Regions from separate parts of the Mus musculus genome. Here all the other regions are linked to region 2. A link is a loop called in an ENCODE intact Hi-C map of the cell type or tissue named here. Cell type or tissue: heart. All regions are shown on one strand. Links, peaks and the distances in the headings refer to the core of each region. The heading gives the core; the rest is flanking DNA. Region 1 has its middle 9.1 kb from the start of Mif. Region 2 holds the start of Cabin1 (calcineurin binding protein 1). Region 3 has its middle 4.3 kb from the start of Gstt4. Region 4 holds the start of Gstt2 (glutathione S-transferase, theta 2).

Region 1 (6,057 bases), core at 1,650-4,149, 86 kb after region 2:
CAGAGCAAAGCAAAGGTGCCCAGCCAGGGTGACTGGGACGAGAAAAGGAAGGAACAGCGGGGTCCCATTCACGTGTCCTCAAAGGTCTACTGTTTCCCAACCACCACAGACAAGTAAGCCCTCATCACATGACCTCGGGGAGGACATTTAAGATCCAAATCATAACAGTTGTCTATTAGCAATTTGTTTATATATTCTTGATAGAAGCCTCCAGCCACGATAGGAACTGCAAAAAAAAAAAAAGAGAACTGGATTCCTGAAAGGAGAGCTGGGGATGGATGGAAAGGAAAGAAGAAAGAGACCAAGACAAAGATTCTGACCAAGGCCCAATGTTTAATTCTTAAGACTGAATATAAAGGGGGGAAACCCATCCCCCACTTTGCCAGAATAACTTTGCTTTGCCAAAGACAAGCTCAGCTGCTCAGCAGGTAGTGGCTTCTTTCAGGAAGCTGCAGAAGTGGCAGGATGATAGACTCCACCATAGGTGGGGCTAGCAACCGTGGCAAAACAAGGTCTAACAGCCCTCTCAAGTCTGGGGGAAGGGCACAAAAACCCAGCAGGCCTTCCTGGTCTAATTCTGGGGTCGGCTTCCTTAGGAATAGATTCTGTCATCTAATAAAATGATCTGAGGCTAGTCTCCTGACTGACCTATGGTACTTTTTCAACACGTATAAAGCTGCCTCCTTTTTCATGGATATGAAATGGGAGTTCAGTTTCTCTCCCCTTAATAGCAAGAGCCCAGCCCTCCTAGTTGGAGAATTCTTCCTTTCATAGTTTATGAAATTAGTCATCGGGGGAGGGGGAAGCACGTGTGTGTGTGTGTGTGTGTGTGTGTGTGTGTGTGTGTGTGCAGGACAGAGGACAACTTTTGATTTCCCATTCTACGTGGGTCTCGGTGCCAGCCTGCTCACCTATTGGCTTGGCAAGCCTATCCCTTCCATTGATGTCACTGTCACTTGTGTACCAGCTCCACATTGCTCAGTTACGTATCTAAGTGGCCTATGAGAAAGCATGTCCTCACCCTTTGTTTTCTTTAAGAAATGATCTGGCACTTTTCAATCCTTTGGAATCTCTTCAATGTCAGAATTGGGTTGTCTTATCTACATTAAAAAAACAAAAAGGTTAGACCCCAGCACCTGGGAGGCAGAGGCAAGTGGATCTCTTGTGACGTTGAGGAGCATAGCAAGTCTCAGGCCAGCCAGGGCTACAGAGTGAGACTTTGTCTCAAAAAAACCAAAACCAAAAAGCTTTTGGAATTTTGAATGTGTCTGTAGTGACTCCACAAACCAGACAGAAGAAAGCTTGTTACCCTGACAACATTCCCTTCACCCACAAGTGGGCTGGTCTCTTATTTAATTGGTAATGACCTTCCAGGGCTAGATTTCCCTGGAGAGCTTTTCACATCTCAGACTAAGTGCAGGGCAATCTATACTTCCCCCTTCCTCTATTTCACCCCCTTACGCACATGCACATTTTTTTCTTCCTTGTGTGCGTGATGTCATATTATGTATGGTACCCATGAAGTCATATTTTTTTCTGGGAAATGTCTATTTCTGCCTTATGTAACTATATGCAAATATATGCAAACACACAAATGTGTGTGAATGGATAAAAAATGTGCACTGTCTTGCTTGTCTGAAACACAGTACACATGTGCTCACCCTGCTTGCTTCTCTGTTTTCCTTTGGCTCTTATGTATTTTTAGAAATTAAAAATACATTTTAAGCTGGGCAGTGGCGGCGCACGCCTTTAATCCCAGCACTTGGAGGCAGAGACAGGTGAATTTCTGAGTTCGAGGCCAGCCTGGTCTACAGAGTGAGTTCCAGGACAGCCAGGGCTACACAGAGAAACCCTGTCTCAAAAAACAAAAACAAAACAAAACAAAAAAAAAAAACAAAATTAATATACATATCCTATATTTCAGATGTTTTAAACCCATACATACTTATTTAAAATATACAAATAATAGGCTTTAGAAAGAAAGCCTGCCCATGGGTTGATCCTATCCACACTGTCGACACAAAGGAGAAGCCTCGTCAATGCTTTTCTGTGTCCACAGAGGAATGATAAAAGCTGCACTCTTTCCCCCTTGGCTGTGTGTTTTGCTAGGAAACGACTCCATTGAACCGTTCCTGGGAACCTGGTGTACCACCGCTCTTTTCAGCACACAGCAGTCGTTCAAGCTTTGAAGGAAGAGGAGAAATCTGTCAGTGGATGGAAGTCAACAGCTAAGACACACACCTCAGTTTTGTTTTGAAACAGGGTCTCTCTGTGTAGCTCTGTCCTGCCTGTGCCTCCTGAATGCTGGAACTAAAGGTGTGTGCCACCACAGTTCAGCAGCCTCCTCTCTCTCTCTCTCTCTCTCTCTCTCTCTCTCTCTCTCTCTCTCTCTCTCTCTCGGGAGACTTTTTTGGAACTGGAGTTACAGATCGTTGTGAGCTGGCATATGGGTGCTGGGAATTGAACTTGGGACCTCTGGAGGAACAGCCAGCATTCCTTTTTTGTTTGTTTGTTTTTCGAGACAGGGTTTCTCTGTGTAGCCCTGAAACTCACTCTGTAGACCAGGCTGGCCTCGAACTCAGAAATCCACTTGCCTCTGCCTCCCAAGTGCTGAGATTAAAGGCGTGCGCCACCACTGCCTGGCAACAGCCACCATTCTTAACTGCTGAGCCATCTCTCCAACCCACATACCTTTTTTTGTCCTTCCGTGCCTTGTTTAGTCTTGAGGACACCAACGTTGGTTATTTGTCAGACTGCATGAAGAAGAGATGAGGGGAAAGACTCCTGCTATCTCTTGCCTGGCTACCTTCTCTAGCCTTTCCTCTTTTGGGCTCCTGTAATTGGATGCTTAGAAGAGTACCATCAGCACCACACTGTGAGCTAGCAGATTCCTTCATATTCTCTCCCAAAGCTCTACCCTATTATAATGGAAGAGTCTTCTTCAGTCATAGACTCAGTGCCCCCACCCCCACCCCCTTGGTTGGGAATATGGGGTCAGAACGGGAAACCAAGGGGAGTTGTCACACACAAATTAGCAGCAAATAGGTATCTACCCACAGGGAGTCACTTCCAAAGCCCAGAGCATATTCAGAGGAGGAGAGCACCACCCCCCTCAAGGATGAGGGATGACACCCCCCCTCCCCACCCCCCGCAGAGTCGCTGTGTGGCAGCGTGCCTCCCGCATTAAGGACATTAGACCCAGCTCTTTCCTGGATGGAGGTTTTAACATTAGAATGAAGGAACAGTTTGCCTCTCAGTCCATTAGGGGCACATGTCCCTGTGGGAAGCTTGGAGACCGCTGTTTAGGGGCACAACTGTAAGGAAAACTGTCAGACAGCTTTGAGCCTCAGGGTCCTGGAGGAGAGGGGCATCTTGCTGCCTGCCCTTCCCCCACGACTTTACTGTCCACTCCTTTACCATGGGTTTCCCTTGAGATTCAGCAGCAGAACCCGCCTGTTTTATAAGCAGGATGGGAAAGGGAATGCGTGAAGAATGTAAATTCCAGCACTCTTTTCGCTTCTCTATGGACACGAAGAAAACAGACTGATGGTGGAATCAAACCACTTTTCCTCTGAACTCTTGAGTTAAGAAACCAGGAAAGTTTCTGCTTTCAGAGGAAGGATTCCTGGATGGCTTCCAAGGAGTTCCCACCTGGGTTCCTTCTGGGTGGAAGCTCTGATTTTACATAGCTGTTTTGTTTTGTTTTGTTTTGCTTTGTTTTGTTTTGATGTGCTGAGCTTCCCATCCAGGACTTTTGAGGGCCACTGATGCTCACAGCGGGGAGAGCAGAAGGTTAGAACACCTCTGAGACAGGCCTGTTTTTCTGAGAGGGGCAACTCCTAAGGCAGTCTCAGCCCTAAGCCAGCCTTGGGATGTATCACAGCTGCCTGAATGGCCTCATTCACAGGAGACACAGCTGGGGCCCCTCGTGGGTGGGCAGACACACTTCAGGAAAATGGGACCGGACCATTCAGCAGGTGGGGTGGAGGTGGGCAGCGGGGAGCAATGGAGAAGAGGGTGGGGTGAGGTAAGAAAGAAGCCAGAGCTGGACAGCCCCCAAAGGAGGGACAGAAAATTTCCCCATCGTTTCATGACCAAGGTGGTACCATAGTGCTGAGGGCAAACTAGCTCTGCCTATTGTGAGCCCAAGGTGGACTGATGGTCTCAGAAAATATCTGCAATTAACCAAGACCTAGGGCTTTGGATGGATAAACGAACTCTCCCCCCCCCCACCCCCCACGGCGCTTCTCTGTCCTGGAACTCGCGTAGTCCAGGCTGGCCTCGAACTCAGAGAGATCCGCCTGCCTGCCTCTGCGTCTGCAGTGCTTGGTTAAAGGCCCATGCTGTAACAACAAGGTTCAGATGAAAGCACTCTTAAGGCAAAAACACAACCCAGTGGGAAAAGAACCCTCAAAAATGATGAGAAAAACGTCTGGCCACCCTCTGAATAGGTCCCGCCCCGCCCCCTCCCCCTCATACTCCTCAAACCTAGAGAAAGACCAGAGCCTGTTGCTATGAATGACAAGCAAGTTCCCCCAAATGACAAAATGAGGATGGGAAGGCCTCCTGTTCCTTGCCTAGCTGGGCCACTCCCCTCTGAGAGGCCAGTAGAGCCCTAGGGAGTGACACCCCTCTCTTGAGTAAGCAGTTTTATGAGTTTCACACATAGCATAGAAAAGGCTGAAAATGGCCTGAACTTGTCATTAGGTTAAGTTGTTGTAAAAATGTCAAGATATTCTTTTCCCAGAATTGGCCTCTGTTCCTTAAGTTTACTCACTAAGAGAGATAGTCTCCGGTCCTTAAGTCTGGCCCCGTAATGCAGTTAAAGGTTAACCAATGATAAACTGCCAGCCCTAAACTGGGACTGAGAAGTGCTCTAAAAAATGTATAAAAGGTGTGTGCTTTAGCTACGCGGGGTCGCTTCCATCCTGATTTCAGGACAACCCCAGCATGCTGGATCAATAAACCTCTTGCGCTTTGCATCGATCTTCGACTCTGCGTCCCTGTGAGTGGCATCCCGGACGTAAGGCTTTTCCGGTCTTACAAAATCTTAACTGTGGCCTGTCCTGCATGGGGGGTGGTGGTGGGGGTGGTGGTGGGGGACAAAAAGCGATCTGCAGGCACCACAGTAGACTTTTTTTTTTTTTACTTAAAAGTATGTAGTATGATTTTCCTAGGAAGACGGAAAAGAAACATTATTCACCCCCTAATAATGAGGGCCCTAGCAAATCAAAGATTCTGACAAATCTACCTTGGCAAAATAAGATTACTTATAATGGCACGGGCTGGCATGGGCACCGGAACTCCAAGCTTTTTTGTTTTTGTTTTCTCTGTATAGGACAGGGTTTCTCTGTATGGCCCTGGCTGTCCTGGAACTCACTTTGTAGACCAGGCTGGCCTCGAACTCAGAAATCCGCCTGCCTCTGCCTCCCGAGTGCTGAGATTAAAGGCCGAGTGCTGGGATCACGCCCGGCTTGCTTTTTTTTTTTTTTTTTTTTTAATGTGATTGTCCTACACCCAGAGCAAAATGATATCTGGGTTCAGAGCGCCACCTAGTGTTAGCTCATCAGAGGTGGCTCACTAGAGGCATTGAGAGGACAAAAGGCAAAGATACATTGTGACCGGAAAGTTGGCCTATTGTGCAGCAGTCGGGCGCACAGAAAAACTGAGCATCTGGCTAAAAGATGGAGTCACTCTGGTCAAGTCTTAGACAAGTGTAAAGTGCTACTTGTAGAGAAAGCTGGAGTTGAGCGGACGTGTGTGATGTGCGTGAATTTAGGCCTTCTCTGGAGAAATCTGAGAGAAGGGTCACCCTGGGGTGGGAGGGAAGTGGCAGAAGAGAACTCTTTTGGCATTCGAATTTGGGCCACCTAAACCTATATTACCTGCTAATGTGAGAAGGGAGTCCTCCAGGGATGACCCCCTCCCCCAATACATTACCCAATCCCAGGTGACGGTCAGGCCTAAACACATGTACATATGAGCCCACACTGAAGGTTGTATTTTATAAATAGATACAAATATATTCACATGTTTATAAATATATATATGTACATC
Region 2 (6,057 bases), core at 1,705-4,204:
TTTGGATTTGGGGGAAATTAAGATTTTCAGACTAGGATGCTTAATCTATAATCACTTATCAATTCCCAGCCTAACTGTTGCAGTTTTCTAAGAATAACACATTTTAAATTCTCAAGTTTCGCCGGGCATGGTGGTGCACGCCTTTAATCCCAGCACTCAGGAGGCAGAGGCAGGCGGATTTCTGAGTTCGAGGCCAGCATGGTCTACAGAGTGAGTTCCAGGACAGCCAGAGTTACACAGAGAAACCCTGTCTCCAAAAAAAAAAAAAAATCTCAAGTTTCTAACCCCCACCCTACCCTTTTTTTTCTTCTTCTTCTTTTAAACACAGAATCTATGTAGTGCCAGTTGACTGGGCCTGGACTTGCTATATAGACCAGACTGAGAGAGATAAACACATGCCTTTGCCTCCTGCGTTCTGAGATTAAAAGCGTGCACTGACATAGCAGGTCTGTTTCCAAACTCTATGAAGTTTCCATTGCTTAAGATCATAGTAAAGAAAAGCTATTTATGGCCCTCAGCTCTGCCATCCAGTTAGTGAAAGGCAACCAAGGGGCCTACTAGGGTCTAGGAGCCTGGCAATTTTTCTTGTCAGGGATAAGGGAGTTTTCAAGGTAGGGTCTCCCTGTGTAGCTCTGACTATCCTGGAACTTGCTCTGTTCCACCTGTCTCGGCCTCCACAGTGCTTGGGATTAAAGGCACACACACCATTACACACAGTGTGATGGTTTGCATATGCTTGGCCCAGGGAGTGGCACTATTTGGATGTGTGGCCTTGTTAGAGGTGTGTCACTGTGGGAGTGGGATTTTATACCCTAGTCCTAGCTTCCTGGAAGTCAGTCTTCTGTTAGCAGCCTTCAGATGAAGATGTAGAGCTCTCAGCTCCTCCTGCACCATGCCTGCCTGGATGCTGCCATGTTCTCGACTTGATGATAATGGACTGAACCTCTGAACCTGTAAGCCAGCCGCAATTAAATGTTGTCCTTTATAAAACTTGCCTTGGTCATGGTGTCTGTTCACAGCAGTAAAACCCTAACTATGACACCTGACTTCTGGCAGTCTTGAGGTTATGGTAGAACTGTGTGTGAGAGACTGACTTAACATAAATGCCCCTCTCTATGCCTGTTTCCTCTATGATGTGACATGCTGGTCTAGACATGGCCTGTAGGTTCACCATCCACTGCTATTATACAGCCCGAAAGGAGGATTTTTTTTTCTTTTTTACATTTCTAATGAGGAAAACAACCAGCCAACCAACCAACCTCTTGATTCATGACAATTACATAAAAATTATTTCCATTCAGCTTTCAGTATCTATAAATAAAATTATAGTGACACACTGTCTCATATATTGTCTTTGACTTTATTAATGAAACAATTGAACAGCCACCCCAAATCTAAAACACTTACCATTAAAAGTATTGTTTTTTTTTAAATTAAATTTACAACATAAAATATAAATCTATCTACAAGAGTGTGCCAACCCCTGAAGGAGATCATTCTAAATTTTATTCCTAAGCAAATTAATCAATCACATAGAAGGAACTTTACCCAGATGAGGTTCAATAGGCCACACTGATGACCTATAAGAAGTCACGTCTTGAAGAGTTAAGCGGCAAAGTCCACAAGTGCAGAAACCTGACAGCGCCAGGTGAAGTCGTTCTACCTGCCTCCTCCATGGAGGGTGTTGAGCAGAATGGCTGCAGTCGGGGTAAGCCGCACCGGAACTTTAAAGTCGTTTAAAACCTTCCCTCGGCCTCAGTTTCCACCCCTGGAAATGGTACTCACATCACACTCACCTCGCTGGGCTGCGGTGAAGGTGAACGAAAGGACGCACCGAAAGGGATGGCTTCGAGCTGCGGTCACTGTGACCCACCCTAGGCGCCACCGGGCGAGGCTGCGGGAAGCGAGAAGAAGCCAGCGTGGGCAGAAGACCCGCGCCCGTGCCTTCGGGTCTCGAGCCTGGCTTCGGCCCACCGCGCCCGGGAGGAAGGGGAAGAGCGGGTCTTCTCGCGTGGTTCCACCTCCTCGCGCTCACGGGAGCCGTGCGCACACTTAGCAGACACACACAGCCCTTGCTCCCCGGAACTCGACCGGCGTCTCCAGGGCAACGGCCGGAGCTCCCAGACTCCTGCGCGCGACAAACCAACAAGGAACGCTCTCATTGGCTGAAGTGTCAGCCTTATCAGCCAATCGGAGTAGGCTGTTTGGGCGGACCCACGGGTTCGCTGTGCGCTGTGTCTTTGACTCGCGCGCGTGGGAACGCTGCTGCCTGCTGCTGCTGCGCTCCGCTACCTGCAGGACTTAACAGTTTTGTTTTATTTTGCTTTGGTTTTGTTGTTGCTATTGTGTTTTATTTTGGTCTGGTTTGTTTTAAGCAGTGTCTCACTAGTGCAGCCCAAACTAGCTTCGAACTCGTGGCTATCCTCCGGCTTCGGACTCCGGCTTGCTAAGGTTACTGGCCATCACATACTACCACTTGCACGCACGCTTTATGAACGCGAGTTTACAAACTAGAACCCCCCCCCCCCCCATTCACTAAAACAAGCGCATTGCTGCCAAAGACCCGGAGCAGGTGTTCTGACGATAATGATTGGAAACCCAAGCGACACGCAAGCAGAACTAGATAGGGAGCTGGAACTTGTTATGGTGCCCAGGCCTCGCCTCTTCTGCCTGGTCTGGAACTCCGTATTTACAGGCTCTCCGACTCACAAAGATAAGCCTGCCTCTGTCTCCCAAGAGCAGGGATTAGATACATGAACGACTTAGAAACGCAAATGATTTAAAAACCAAAGGGCGGGGGAGCAGACCCGCTTAAGAAACGTGTCAGAGAAGTTTACCGGTTTTTGAGCAGAAAAACCTGATAAGGAGAGGTTAGTATTTTGGGAGTTGATGCAACCCTTTAGGGAGGAGCTCCACACTGCTGGAATCCCTGGTGGCAAAGTATCCCACAAGAATGATTTAAATAACACTAAGGGGCTGCAGAGCCGTCTTGGCAGTTCAGAGCACTGGCTTCTCTTCCAGGGGACCTTGGTTTGAAGACCAGCATTGGCACAGCTCACAACCGGCTGTAATTTCAGTTCAAGAGTTCAAGACGATCTCCAACGCCCTCTTCTGGCTTCTTCTGGAACTGCACAATGTGGTACACAGCCATACATGCAAGCAAAACACTCATACACATAATTTTTTTTAAAAAAAGGTTTGTTTACTTTATGAATGTAAGTACACAATATCTGTATTCAGACACACCAGAAGAGGGCATCGGATCCCATTACAGATGGTTGCAAGCCACCATGTTGGGAATTGAACTCAGGAACTCTGAAAGAACACATTAAAATTTTTTTTTTTTTTTTTTTTTGGTTTTTTGAGACAGGGTTTCTCTGTATAGCCCTGGCTATCCTGGAACTCTGTAGACCAGGCTAGCCTCGAACTCAGAAATCCACCTGCCTCTGCCTCCCAAGTGCTGGGATTAAAGGCGTGTGCCAACACTGCCCAGCTCACATAAAATTTTTAACAATGAATGTTACGGCTTTTTTCCCCCATATTGTAAGAGTTTGAAAACTTATTTAAAGCTGGGCATGGTGGCACACGCCTTTAATCCTAGCACTTGGGAAGCAGAGGCAGAGTGACCAGGTGATCTCTGTGAGTTCCAAGACACCCAGGGTAACACAAGGTAACACAAACCCTGTGTAGAAAAACAAAAACCAAACAACAACAACAAAATGCGGGGGGCGGGGGAGCAAGGCTTGTTTAAAAAGAAAACATTAACAGTAAGAATCATGGTGCATAATTCAATCAGTCTGGTACAAAGAAAACAACCTTATTAATATTCCAAGAGGTTAAAAAATATATTACCAACTTTGACTTCAGAAAAGTATAGACTGGAGGTTGGAGAACACCAACTGGCTCTTCCAGAGGTCCTGAGTTCAATTCCCAGCAACCACATGGTGGCTCACAACCATCTGTAATGGGATCTGATGCCCTCTTCTGGTGTGTCTGAAGACAGCGACAGTGTACCCACATACATAAAAGAAAAAAAAAAAAGTATAGACTGCAAGAGGGTAGAGGAACAGAAAGAAAAATTATTAAAATTGTGTAAACAGTGAGTCTTGGTGGTGAGACTTCTGCCTGTGCACACTCGGGAAGCTGGGGCAGGAGGATCACTTCAAGTTCAAGGCTAGCCTGTTTTACACAACAGATTCAGGTCAGTCAGGGCCACCTAGAAAGAGCCATTCTCAAAACCACAAATATAGCACGAATAGTATAGTATGCTTATTGGATCCAGTTTCCATCACTCGGTTCTTGAAAAATAGACCCCATGCCGGGGTCTACAGGGTAAGGGTTCAAAGGTGAAAGAAATATTGATCATGCCAGAGCCTCAAACAGAACAGAATTGACAGAGAGATAGCTCGGAGCTACCTTGGGGTGGGGAGAACATTTGAGAAGTGAGAGACCTTTCTATGCAAGCCGACAGGTAATATCAGTGTATGTGGTAGGGGTGACAGATTCAATATGGTAAGACTGTTTGTCTTCCATTCCCGCTGAGTTCCCGCTGAGAGGTCCATGTCAGTGCCATCCTCAGGTGTCCTCAGAATTCCAACACCCGCTGGTAGAGAGAAGAGGTTGGCTTATCAGTCTCAGAAACTAAATGAGCTCCAGTCAGCCTCTCAAACTTAGAAGATGCACAGCTTTCTTTCCGCCCTGCTTAGCTGCTTTGTTAGCTTGAAGCAAGCTAGAGTCACCAGGGAAGAGGAACCTCAGCTGAGACAGTGCGCCCATCAGATTCCTCTCTAGGCAAAGTCTATAAAAAGTCTAGAGGGTGTGTTCTTGATTAATAATTGGTGTGGGAAGACCCAGCCCGTTGTGGGAGGTGCCACCACTAGTCAGATGATCCTGGGTTGTGTATGAAAGCAGACAGAAGACTCTTAGGTCAAAATGGCGGGTCAATCTGCTGTTGCAGCATCAAGCAAGTGGCTGGATGGTTTTCGAAAGTGGTATTATAACGCTGCAGGATTCAATAAACTGGGGATAATGCGAGATGCTACACTACATGAAACTGAAGATGTAAAAGAAGCCATAAGAAGGCTTCCTGAGGACCTTTATGACAGGCTGTTTCGAATTAAGAGAGCCTGACTATGAGGCATAGGATCTTGCCTAAGGATCAGTGGACAACATATGAGGAGGACAAATTCTACCTTGAACCCTATCTAAAAGAGGTTATTCGGGAAAGAAAGGAGAGAGAGGAGTGGGGGAAGAAGTGATCTTTTAGATAAGATCTGTGGGTGTGCCTGGTCTCACCATACTTCTACAAAGTTATTTCAATCTGAATCACAATTTAAGAAATATTTGCTCTACCTATGTCTCACTTTAAATAAATGTCTATTGTAAACATGAAAAAGAAACAGAGAAAGAGAGAGAGAAAACGAAAGAAAGAGCAGACAAAAGTTATGTAAAGAAAGCCAGTGTGTTCTGCTAAGACTAGATGTCCCAGGGTAGTGTGGTACCCAGGAAGAGGGGAGAGAAGAAGAGGAGGAGCAAGGGGAGGATAGATTTGGGGTGGAACTGGAAGGAAAAAAAGAAGGGGATGTAGGGAGCCATTCCAGACTTCCTGGTCAGCAAGATGGAAGTCTGCTCCAGGTAGTAAACAAGCCCATGTTTGGTGGATGGCCTGCCCTTAATCCCTGATTGGCTGAGCAAGCTTCCTGGTGAGGTGATGTGACCTGTGGTGATTGGTGGGGGCGTGGTTGTGGCTGGAGTGGAGAGAAAAACACTTGTAACAAGAGAGGCTAGGGGATTTAAAGTAAGTAGCTGCCTGAGTAAACTGCTTAAAGAAGAACCGGTGGTTGGTCTTTCTTGCTGGTCGAGTGGGACACGACAAGGGGACTGTGAAGTGAATTAAACAAACAAACAAAAAAAAAAAAAACGACAAGGGGACTGTGAAGTGAATTAAACAAACAAACAAACAAAAAAACTATTGTTGGAAAAAAGAAAGCCAGTGTCTTAGTTAGGGTTTTATTGCTATGAAGAAGCATCACGACCACAGTAACTCTTATAAAAGAT
Region 3 (6,057 bases), core at 3,492-5,991, 63 kb after region 2:
GTAGAATCATTTTAAGCTTAACCCCAACTTTCTTACAAATAAATGAGACTCACATTTTATTTGGCTTTGACAGTTGGGGGGGGGTGTAGCAAACCTCTGATCTAATCTCCTAACTGATGGCCTGGCTACCTCCCCCATTGGTGTACCCCGAGATTCTTGCTGTTTCTCCTGGCCATGTGCTCATTGTCTATCTCCCCTCATGGCAGCTTCCTCTCTGTCTCTTCCTCCTTTCCCTTTGGTCTCTCTCCTCTGACCAGATCACACCAAACCCACCTACCTCTACTCCCTCCATAAAATTGGCTGTAGCCATTTTTATTTAATCAATAGTTTCAAATCAAGGATCAAAGTTTGCACCACAAAAGCTTGTAAACCTGAGAAGTCACTCATAGGTCTAGACCGTCCTGTAGAGAATTTAGCATCACAAGACATAACAACAGTCCAAACCTCAACAGATGAGATACCTAGTGTAAGACCCTAAGGCCTTAGTATTGAGTGCGCAACTCCCGAAACACAACTTGACAATAGATCGCTGCAATGGCAAGAGGTTTATTGTTCCGACACATGTTGGGTTGCTCAGCCTCAGGGAGACTCAACCCCATATTCAAAAAGCACAGTTCTTTTATACTCTTTTTATGGTGGGTTATTATGATTGGTCAGCAAAGCAACAGTCTGTTTTAAACTTATGAATCAACTATTAACGTCACAGTTATTAATGCAGGCTATTAGCATCACGGGGATTCTAGCGACAAGGTCAGGGTAGTTTGTGGTTTTTCTCAGAATTCAGTGTGGGGTAGGGTAGGGGAATTTTTCTGAGAACTGTTATTTTTGTTATGGTTATTTTTCTGAGAACAGCTCATCTTGTCTTGGCAGCTGTAGGCTTAGTCATTTTGACCATTAAAACTGTACAGTTTGGAAAGTCCCTTCAGAAAGGAAGAGGCTGGGTGGCCTTGATGGAAAGTCCCTTCAGAGGGGGAAGGGGATGGGTGGTCTCGAACTTATTTTGGATTCTACACTGGGGAATCCAGAAGTCAGCACTGGTTCCCCTAGAGCTGGAGTTACAGGTGGTTGTGAACTAGCCAACAGGAACTGAACTCTGCTCCGCTGCAAAAGCAATAAACACCACCAAGTGCTGAACCGTCTCTCCCAATCTCCCTTTTTCTTTATAAGTTAACTGTCTAGGGTATTTAGTTACAGTGATAGAAGCTAAAATACTGGAGGAATTCAGGGAAAAAAGGTGCAACATCAAGGATGCTCAGAGTGTGGCCCACCAGACTCTACCATGCAGAAGCCCAGAAATGCCCTGGCCTTGATTAAAGCAACATAGATCATACTGTGCACCTCGGCAGCTATGGAAGAAGGCTAATAGGGATCCATGATGAAGCCACAATGTGGCTTTAGGCTACATGGTCATATTAACTAATTTCCTCTTTGCAGCAATAAATTCTTGAGCAAACAAGATAGGGAAGAAGGAAAAGTTAATTTGATCTCATAGCCCAGCATGGTGGAAATCTAGGGAGGGGAGAGTGGGCAGGCAGTGTCTTGAGGGAGCTGGTTATATTGCTTCTGAGGTCAGAAACAAGATAGTTGTAAATGCTACTGTTCAAGTCACATTTATTGTCATCCAGTCTGGGACTCAGGACTGAAGAATAACACTACCCACTTTCTTTCTTTCTTTCTTTCTTTCTTTCTTTCTTTCTTTCTTTCTTTCTTTCTTTCTTTCTTTCTTTCTTTCTGTTGTTGTTTTTGAGACAGGGTTTCACTGTATAGCCCTGGCTGTCCTGGAACTCACTCTCTAGAACCAGGCTGGCCGCTAACTCAAAAATCTGCCTGCCTCTGCCTCCCAAGTGCTGAGATTAAAGGCATGTACCACCCGTGTCTGGTGACACTACCCACTTTCAAGTGGGTCTTCCCACTTGATTGAACTCAGTCAAGAAAATCCCTCACAGGCATGGCCTGAGACCTGTCCCCTAGGTAACTCTAGATCTTGTCAAGTTGATAAGGACAAAAATCTTGGAAGATGCCCTGTCTTCCTAGGTCTCACTTCCCCAGAACGACATGTGGATCAGGAGAGAATTCAGAGTATGTCTGTAACAGTACCATGCATGGCAGAAAGCAAGGTACTTCTGAAGCTGCTGTTCCAGCTTCTATACCAGTGGAGGTTCCCACCAAGCCTATGGTTTCTCTGTGGCTGTCGTATGAACTTAGGGATATCCTGAACTTCTCCAGCTCCCAGCATGATCTGACTATGGGTCTAACAGCCAGCTGAGGTCTAGCTTTAAAGAGACTATACTTCAGGCCATGGCTGCTGGCAGGTGGGTATGAAGGCCTCTCTTACATTCAATCTATGAATACCACTATACCTACCAGGGAGACCTACTCAGTAGCCAGGAAGGTTCTTGCTGCTTGAGCCACTTATATAGTTGTTGCGGAGCTGAACTCAGCCTTCTCACTAGCTGTTGAACATGCACAGCACCCGAGGCTTCCTCAGTGAGAAAGACCCAAGAGACTAGGCTAAGAGAGCAGTTCACCCTGGGTACTCACAAGTTTCCTTGACCCTATCTGCCTGTCTTCCTCACTACCAACAATCAGTGATGTGCGTTGGGATCTTCTGAGGATCCTTGGAGGAAAGTTTTCTGTGATTGATTGATGATGTCTATTCAGGGCAAGGAATGGAAGGCAGTCAGTATATGTTCCAACTGGTACCCTCCATCACTTGCAGTCCTGGCCCTTGCACCAGTCTGTAGGACACTGTTGAGGAGGCCTGATGGTTTATAAATGCGTAGCCCAGGGAGTGGCACTGTTGGGAGGTGTGGCCTTGTGGGTGTGGGCTTTAATACCCTTGTCCTAGGTGCCTGGAAGTCAGTCTTCCACTAGCAGCCTTCAGATGAAGATGTAGAACTCTCAGCTCCGTCTGCACCATGCCTGCCTGGACACTGCCATGCTCTCACTTTGATGATAATGGAATGAACCTCTGAATCTATAAGCCAGCCCCAATTAAATGTTCTGCTCTTCCAGAGGTCCTGAGTTCAATTCCCAGCAACCACACGGTGGTTCGCAACCATGTGTAATGGGATCTGATGTCTTCTTCTGGTGGTTCTGAAAAAGGCCTCAGTGTGCTCATATAGATAAAATAGATAAATTGAAGAGAAGAAGAGGAAGAAGGGGAGGCTTATTCTGGCTCACAATTTGAGAGTGAAGTTGGAGACTATAGAGGCCAGGTGGCAGGGATAGGAACACCCAGTTTCATTGTCGCCACAGCCAAAGCAGAAAGAGATAAATCCTCGCATTCTTCTTTTCTCACTGTCTTGGATCCTATCCGATGAGATCAAGGCACGCATATTTAGGAAATCCCTTTACAGACTCGCCAAGAGCCAGTGTTTCCTAGATATTTCTAAATCCAGTCAAGCTGACGAGATTAACCGTCAAACAGAAAGGGAGTTGGGACTTTGTTTGCCAACACTGATCTTTTACTCACACCTGAACATTTAACCAGGTTCTCCACGGCTCTGCCATCAGGGAAGGAGCCCCGCAACTGCTTCCTGTCTGTGCCGCATCTTTATTTGCTCCACTTCCGGCCTCCCAGGAAAGGCTCACTGCCATTAAAGGTCTCCTCCTGCTTCCTCCCTGGACCATGTTTCGGCAGGCATTTCCTTCTGCAGGGACCCAGGTCTGCCCTCTGTCTGGGCCTCACTCATCCCTGTTAGCATCTCCACTCCACACGAGGGAAGCAGCCCTACCCTGTGGGCTAGCATCACGGAAATGTCTGAAGTTCAAGTCTGGTCACTTTGCCCCTCCGTGCGGTACTCTCTCCATGTGCTCACCATGGTCACACCCCCTAGGCCTATTTTGGCCTGGGCACTTCTGTTGTGGTGTGGAGGGGTAAGCTATGGGCAGCAGAGTCACTGTGGACCTGGAGGACAACTCCTGTGTGCAAGGGGAGCCAGGGTTTGGCTTCCATACTGGAAGATGCTGATTGAGTAGGGTGTGGGGTTGGCTGCAAGCCTGAGTCACCCAGGCCTTCCTGGGCTCCTAGCCAAGACCTCCTAGGAAGTTGGCAGGACCCCATTCTGAAACCTGAGGAAGTAAGAGTCATTCTCTGGACCTGACACACAGAGTTTGGCCATGCTTATCACAGGCTCTGAAGCCAACCAGTAGTTAGGACTGTGGGAGATGGATACCCCCAACACACGCGTAGGCACGCTCACACACACACACACACACACACACACAAATTCATACTGTGTGCAGATGACATCTTCCATGGTTTCAGGAACAGCTCATGGCTCAACTGGATGAGTGAAGTCCCCTCCACACACACCCTTTTGTCACTCTGACTGTGTCAAGCAAGATCACTGTGCCAGCTACTTTATGCCAACTTGACACAAGCTAGAGTCATCAGAGAGGAAGGAGCCTCACTTGAGAAAATGCTCCATAAGATCCAATCAGGGTGTAGGCAAGCCTAAAGCACATTTTCTTCATTAGTGATTGATGGGGGGAGGCCCAGCCCACTATAGGTGGGGGTATCTCTGAGCCGGAGGTCCTGGGTTCTATAAGAAAGCAGGCTGAGCAAACCAGTGAGCAGCATTCACTCTGTGGCCTTGGCCTCTGCACTAGTTCCTGCCTTCAGGTCCCTGCTCTGTTTGAGTTCCTGTCCTGAACTCCTATGATATGGAAATGCAAACTGAATAAACTTTCCCATGACCTTGCTTTTTGATCATGGTGTTTCATCACAGCAATAGAAATCCTAAGACAGTCACTGTGATCAAGTAACAGGATGTGGCTGCTGTCCCTGGAATGAGGAACTAGGACACAGGTGCAGGGCTGAATCTTGGCTAGGACCTAGCTTCTCTCCAAGGATAGGCTCTGCTCTGGAAGCCATAGGGAACACAACCAACTTGCTGTTCCAAAGTGGAGGAGGAGGGCCTGGGCTAGGAGCCAGAGTTGGCCTATAGCCCAGGCAAACAGAATCTGTCTCATGAAGGCAAGTAGGCCCAACAGAGCAAGGGGTCACCCACTAAGGCCTGGGGTAGGAATCTGGGCTCTGGTCTGACATGCTCAAATGTGCCAGAATCCCCTGGCCCACACTGCCAGGAGCTGTCTCTGATTCATCAACCCAGGCAAGCTCCCCATTGCTTGAGAACCCATGCCCTCTCCACAGTACACAGTTCACTGACTTCCTGAGAAGAGGTTCTGTTCAACCAGATAGGTCAGTGATTGGCAGACCAAAGAAATGATTCTACCCAAGTCTAGCTTAAGCTTGGTGGGGAATGGGTTTCCTGGGGTTACTCGCAGGAGCATGAATAACACAATAGCCATGGCGTTACTCAAAGGCCCATCAGTCTTAGGGTTTCTATTATTGCAATGAAACACCCTGAACAAAAATCAAGTTGGGGGGAGGGGAGGGTGTATTTGGCTTACACTTCCACATCATGGCTCATCACCAAAGGAAGTTGGGACAAGGACTCAGGACAGAAACTCAAACAGGGCAGGAACCTGGAGTCAGGAGCTGATGCAGAGGCCATGGAGGAGCATCATCAATATAGTATACCAATGTGATATTTTGTGGAAGAAACAGATGATCAAGATACCTTGTAAGTTATGACATAGGGTAGGAGAGCTAATTTATCCTTAAGGCAAGCCTGTAAAGGTGTACTGCTGGTCTTGCCAACTGAAAGCAAATTGCTTCTAGAGATCTTTATGGACAACTACCAGAAAAGGGGTGGGGGGGGGGCATTTGCTAAACAAACAGCTGTATACCAGGTACCAGGAGAGGTGGTAACTTGCTCAAATAAGAACACTACATCTGGTACAGCAGCTGTAGTCGGAGTTACTACCTGATTTAGTTTTCAATAGTCAACTGTCATTCTCTATGATTCATCTGTCTTCTGCACTGGCCAGATAGGAGAGTTAAAGGGAGATGTGGTGGGAACCACCACCTCTGCATCTTTCAAGTCCTTGAAGGTGGCACTAATTTATGCAGTTCCTCCAAGGCATGTGATACTGTTTCTGATTGACTTCTTCCATTTAGCATAGTCCTAAACAGCATAGCCCTCTTTC
Region 4 (6,057 bases), core at 425-2,924, 67 kb after region 2:
AGGATTTATTTATTTATTATATGTAAGTACACTGTAGCTGTCTTCAGACACACCAGAAGAGGGCGTCAGATCTTGTTACGGATGGTTGTGAGCCACCATGTGGTTGCTGGGACTTGAACACTGGACCTTTGGAAGAGCAGTCGGGTACTCTTACCCACTGAACCATCTCACCAGCCCAACCTCTTAATTCTTAATGTTAAATCCTTTCTGTTGTGTGTTCTCACCCATGGACACACTTGGAGGCTTACATAACAATGTAAATAAATCAGGTTTGTTGTTACTTGTAAACTATCTGAGGAGATAAAAATGTTTGCCCAAAGACATCTTATTTATTCTTACACTTCAATGACTAATTCTTGTAAAACACCATCTACCTCCCTGAATGGCTTGTTATGATCATTTTTTTTGCCCGTGTAATAATTTTATGTGGATTGTTATGTGACTTTTCTATGATTAACCATAATGTTTCACGGAGTCATAATTTGATTCCATGCATATTATAGGACAGTATAATAAAACCAATTAACGAGCTGGGCGTGGTGGCGCACACCTTTAGTCCCAGCACTCGGGAGGCAGAGGCAGGTGGATTTCTGAGTTCGAGGACAGCATGATCTACAAAGTGAGTTCCAGGACAGCCAGAGAAACCCTGTCTCAAAACAAACAAAAAAACCAATAGCTCTTTATTCCTTAAACTATTCAGACTCTTTATTATAATAAAACACAGATGTCTACCAACTTTTGATTGGTTTCTTTGGGTGTGTTACTGTTTTTTTTTTTTTAAAGCATCTTTTATATATTATTGATTTGGGTCTCCTATAGGTTGTGTATACTGTACCTTAAGAGAAGCATGCTAAGGATAGCTGGTGTTCCTTTTAAAGCTTCTCTCAGAGTCAGAGAGGGAGCCAGGATAAAAGACTGGGGCAAAAAGAAACGTTAAGAAAAAAAAGGAAAGGGGTTGGTGAGATGTCTCAGTGGGTAAGAGCACCCGACTGCTCTTCCAAAGGTCCGAAGTTCAAATCCCAGCAACCACATTGTGGCTCACAACCACCCGTAATGAGAGTCTGAAGACAGCTACAGTGTACTTACATATAATAAATAAATAAATAAATATTTTTTAAAAAAAAGAAAAAAAAGGAAAGAAAAAACACAAAATGAGTCTTTATTGCTGGTCAGACCACTCAAGGAATCCTAGCAATTCGAAGCTGCATGCTGGCATGGACCTCCGGAGGGGGTACTGGTAACATTTTCTTGGCTGCCTGTCCCAGGATGCTCAGGATGGTGCTATGAGCCTCCTGACACAGCTCAGCACCCAAGAACGCCTCCACCCTCTCTCGCCATGCTGTCAGCTGAGGCCGTCCCTCAAACAGGTTATAGCCAAGAGCCACGGGCTGTAGAGACAAAGATGGGAAAGTCGAAGAGATACCGAGGGTCCCATTGCAGGCAACACAAGCATCATAGACACAGCCCCATGGGAGGTCTGGGGCACTGTGATCAGATCCAGGACCTGACAGCAGCCAGAAGCTGCCCCCCACCCCACTCCCCACTTCCCACCTAGACAGGAAACAAATCACACAAAGTTCCCCTCTATGGTTCTGGCTTTTCCCAGACCACAGTGCTTTGGACTTGGGGAAGTAGCAAAAAGAAGAGTCCGCCCTTAGCTACTACTACCCCATCTGCTGGTCTCCTACCTGCATCAACTCCTCCAGAGACATGAGATCCGCTAGCGTCACCTGCTGGCCAACAAGGAAGGCCCTGTCCCTGAGGAACTTGTCCTCCAGCTGTTGCAGAACCAGGACCATTCTATCTCTGTTCCGTTCCACCTTCTCCTGGGGAACCTGGACCCCAATGAGTGGCCCCAACACCTGGCAGAACGACAGAAGAGCTCAATCTATAAATAAGCCTGACTCTTACTGGGTGCCCAAGGTTCAGCCCCTCCCCAGAGGACCCTGGATACCTTGGTCCATAGGAGCACTCCGAAAGTACCACGGATGTTGTCGGCATGCCAGCCCAGGTATTCGTGGACTTGGGCACGGGCCTGTAGGTCGGCCGGGTACCAGTGGTCTGCCACCTGGTACTTGGAACTCAGGTAAATCAAGATGGCTGTGCTGGGAATCATAGAAGAGGGGCTATATGGACCATGGGAAGAGGGGATTTAAGGACCTTGGCTGTTTCCCATCCCTTGGCGGGGCCTTCAGAATTCTCACATTTGAAGTACTTCCCTCTGGTCTCACCACCTATCTCTCCATGACTCTTGCCTGTCCCCAGAGCCTTTCTTCTCTGCAATGTTGTGCATGGTGAAACCCAGAGACACACACAGACACACACAGACAGACACCAGCAAGAGCTCTGCCCCTCTCCAGGTCGCCTCTTTTTTTGATGTCGTGGACACTGACCCCTGGCCAGACCTTTTTCTCTCCGCCTTTCTTTTTTGGTGGTGGTTGTTGTTGTTTTGTGGGTTTTTTTTTGTTGTTGTTTTGTTTTGTTTTTTAGCTCTCTGACACTAGACTCTAATGGGAGAACCAAACAGTCTGTGAGCCCTGACCCTTTCATTGGTCTCCGGGGCCAAGCTTTGGCGGATTAAACAGGACATCTAGGAAGTTAGGAGAAGCCCTTCCTAGTCCTTTGTTGAATCTACATTTTTTTTTCCCTAACCCTTGACAATCGTCCCCTTGTCGCCTTCCAATACCCCTCAATCAGGATAGGGAGGCCTGGAGGGGGAGGGGGGGAGTCCAGCAGATGAAACAGGACAGAAGCAAGGGACATGCTGGATCAGCCCTCTAGTCTTCCAGGACCCCTTCCCACAGAGTCTGCTCTAGCCAGGCCCCCTCACAGCCTAGGGTCGGAGTCGGCCAGGGCCCCGCCCCGCACCCCACTCCAACGGAAGTGGGGCGGCCAAAGGGAGCCGGAGGAGGTAGTGAGGGCTCTGGGTATATTTACAGCTGCACCTTTCGGTCAACACGAAGCTTCCGTCTTTGAGTACAGGAACTTTGTTTAAGCAGTTCACCTGGGAGAATTGCTCGCTCATGTGCTGCCCTGGGAAGGAAGAAGCCAGAAAATGCGTGCAAGGACTCAAGCAGTATTCCTATTTTCCCCTTTCTCTTTGCAACCAGAGCAAGGTCGAAACGGCCAAAATCCGGATGGGCCGGGAACCAGAGGCACAGAGGTGGCTCAGCTATGTGTCTCTTCCCTGCAAAGTCTCCGGAATTTTGTGAATCTAAACACTGCGTGCCTTCAAAGCAGAAACTGTAGGAATCTTTCATTTTTCTCCCCACGTCCCAGGACAAAAAGTCTCTCTTGTCAGAGCGGAAGTTACGTTTAAAGAGGGCTCTGAACTGACTAAGACCACTCCAAAGAGAGCAGAGCATTCCTTGGTGGACGGCGCTGGGGGTGGGGGGGGTCAGATGATGGGGAGATTGTACCCAGGCAGAATGTGAAGGACTGACATGGTCTAGGGGTAAATGTGCCAACCTTTGAGTATATCCACGGTACGCGTCTGGAAGGGGATGCCATTCTTCTTGGCGAAGATGTAGACAGCGCGGCTGGGTTGTGACAGCAGGTCCAGGTAGAGCTCCAAGCCCATTGCCGGTAGCGACACAAGATGGTGTGCCGACTGCGTTCGATAACAGCAAGCTGGGGTCCAGCACAGCCTCAGTTGGCCAAGCCAAACGATTTCCTCCTCTGGATAGCTGACACCTGCTGATCTTGGGGAGGGAGACGCTTTGGAGGACTTTATACCAAAAGCAGGGCTGAGGTGCGCGCGCACTCAGACTGACTTATGCGATTTGCTCCAGCGGACCGTGGAGCCAGGAATCCAGCCCAGGACCTTAGTCTCACCCGGACGCGGAAATGGCCTAGCTGGGCTTTCGTGGACCCAACTCAGAGTTCTGTGGACGTAGTCGTTTGCGGGGAACTAGACCGCTCAGCTCCTAGCTCTCAGTTACTGCAGGAGGGGATCTTAGAGGCTGATCGCTGATCCTTCTTTAACGGGTGAAGCTTGTTGCAGGCTGCTAGAAACTTTGCCTTAAGGAAGAACTGTGGTTGGTCCAGCTGCCCCGTGCAAAACAGGTCGTCTAAGAACACTGGACCTCCCCAGATCTGTGAGGCTGGGCAGCAAAGCTTGAAGGAGTCACAGGACCACCTCTCTCGCCCGCCTCCAACACTCTCCACGGTAGCATCTTCCGATGGGGAAAAGAGGTGCCCATTATCACTGGCTTTATCTGAATCTTTTAGAGTAGCTATAGCCCGTGGGCCATATCGGGCACCAGAATGTTTCCCTGGGCGTTTTTCTTTTTTTCTTTTTTCTTTCTTTCTTTCTTTCTTTTTTTTTTTTTTTTTTTTTTTTTTTTGACATTGAGGGGTAGGGGTCTTGCTATAGCACAGGCTGGCCTCAAACCCTTCTGCTCCATTGATTCTCCTGTCTTAGTTTCCTGAATGTCTGGGACTCCCAGGTGAGACCTATCCTGCCTGGCTTTCCAGGGAATTTATGTTTGTTTGATTCATTTGGTTGGCTATTTTTTGTTTTGTTTTGTTTTGTTTTGTTTGAAACAGGGACTCATATAGTCCAGGTTGGCCTCAAATTCGACTTCATTTTCCAAGTGCTTAGGACTACAGGCATTTGCCATAGAACCAGTCTTACCCTGTGAGTTGATAGCTAGGAGCTGTGGTAGCCAGTAGGCTCAAACCGAGCTCTCTCAAGTGGCCCCTCCCCTCGCCCCTCCCACCGCCAGAACCGTCTGAAGCCAAATTGCCCTTTTACCTAAATAAGCTGGTGTTGTTTTTTGAGGAAAAGGATTCTGAAAAACACAAAGCTGTCCCCAGAGGAGCTTCTTCTGCAGCCCTGCACCGCACGTGGCTCTGCTCGTGCAAATTCGGTAGGGAGAGCATGTGATCCAAGATGACTGTACCCACCCAAGCCCTCTGATGTGATTGGCCCCTAGAAGTCTCCTGGCCTTGTTTATTTCACGTGCTTCCCCTAGGTCAGACATCCTCTCTCACGGGATCAGATATGGCTCTTGAATGGATGGACCCCTGAATCCCGCCCCGAAACACCCCCCCCCCCCCCCCCCCGGCTTTCACCCTGCAGACTCAGGTACCTGCTTCGCTACTCTCCGGAGAGTCCCCTCCCACACTGGCAAGGAACTGGTTTGGCTGCCTCACTCCCCTCTTCCATCTCATCCTCTCTTCCGGCTTCTTAACCCCTCCCCCCCCCCAAAAAAAGGGCTTCCTTGAATCTTGACAAAAATACCCCTTTTTTTTTTTTTTTTTTTTTGCTACCCTCCCTTTTTGACTGGTAATAGTTTTCATCTTGATTGTCAGATACCTAAAGCCAGAGTGAGTGGTAGTTTGAATGAGAAATGCCCGCCCCCGCCCCACCTCCCCACAGCCCATAGTTTCCTGCGTTTGAACCTAGTGTATGAACAGACCCCAGCTGGTGGTCTGTTTTGTGTGGGTTATGTAGCTTTTAGGTTGTGGCACCTTGCTTGCTACAGGAAGTATGTTGCTCATGGCAGTGGGGTTTGGCAGTTTATACCCTGGGCCACCTAGGGGGAGCCTATCTGACAAACAGGACAAAGAAAATCAGTAGCTAGAACCTGGTTTCATGACACAGCATTTGTTTAGCATCAGTGAACCTAGCCCTGGATTCAACCCTCCACACCACAAAACAAACAAAAAAACTGAAGAGAAGCCAAGGTTCACAAATCACACCGAACGGTGGTTACTGAAGTGGTGGGAATAAAAGTTGGAATGGCTGACTGCCAGAGAATAGTTAGTCTTCAAACGTGTTGACCTCATTCTGTGGAAACAGCTAATTTGTTTGAGGAAATTTTGTTGTTATTCATTGAGACAGGGTCTGTCTATATAGGCTGGCTGTCAGGGAACTAACTATGTAGAACAGGCTAACTCTGAACTCACAGAGATCCTCTTGCTTCAATCCTGGAATTAAAGGTGTGTACCACCATCCTGGCCTCTGGCTAGGTTTTCTTAGCTCTTCTCATCTTTTAAATTATTATTGTTACATACATATGTGTGTATGTGCACAGATTATATAAACCTGCT

What was found. Peaks named below come from ENCODE experiments on the same cell type or tissue, not always from the same donor. Only the 100,000 strongest peaks of a DNase experiment are listed, where the experiment ranks them.
Region 1: it touches region 2 in a loop (3-fold over the local background); 10 of 42 quality-filtered maps call a loop at or near these places.
Region 3: it touches region 2 in a loop (5-fold over the local background); 23 of 42 quality-filtered maps call a loop at or near these places.
Region 4: a loop joins it to region 2, with 2.7 times the contacts of the local background. A loop is called at or near these places in 23 of 42 quality-filtered maps.

The regions. Positions count from the first base shown.
Region 1 is chr10:75,848,103-75,854,159 of GRCm38, forward strand. No RefSeq gene overlaps it. Among named protein-coding and RNA genes, the nearest start is that of Mif, 9.1 kb to the right of the region's middle. In heart, for the core only: no CTCF peak of the experiment used is centred there; no DNase peak of the experiment used is centred there; H3K27me3 peaks cover 341 bases.
Region 2 is chr10:75,762,229-75,768,285 of GRCm38, forward strand. Cabin1 (calcineurin binding protein 1) reads right to left here and starts at 2,129. Exons shown (of 37, transcript NM_172549.3): 1 at 1,797-2,129. It also overlaps the pseudogene Gm19326. In heart, for the core only: CTCF peaks have their summits at 2,284, 3,135 (motif pointing left) and 3,986 (motif pointing left); DNase peaks (open chromatin) are centred at 2,163 and 3,023; H3K4me3 peaks cover 1,528 bases; H3K27ac peaks cover 1,403 bases.
Region 3 is chr10:75,823,817-75,829,873 of GRCm38, forward strand. No RefSeq gene overlaps it. Among named protein-coding and RNA genes, the nearest start is that of Gstt4, 4.3 kb to the left of the region's middle. In heart, for the core only: no CTCF peak of the experiment used is centred there; DNase peaks (open chromatin) are centred at 3,975 and 4,925.
Region 4 is chr10:75,830,707-75,836,763 of GRCm38, forward strand. It overlaps Gstt2 (glutathione S-transferase, theta 2), which reads right to left and starts at 4,175. Exons shown (of 5, transcript NM_010361.2): 1 at 3,469-4,175; 2 at 2,946-3,033; 3 at 1,955-2,105; 4 at 1,689-1,862; 5 at 1,139-1,388. The coding sequence starts at 3,580. The coding sequence ends at 1,179. In heart, for the core only: a CTCF peak has its summit at 1,726 (motif pointing left); DNase peaks (open chromatin) are centred at 1,725 and 2,845; H3K4me3 peaks cover 249 bases; H3K27ac peaks cover 248 bases; H3K27me3 peaks cover 430 bases.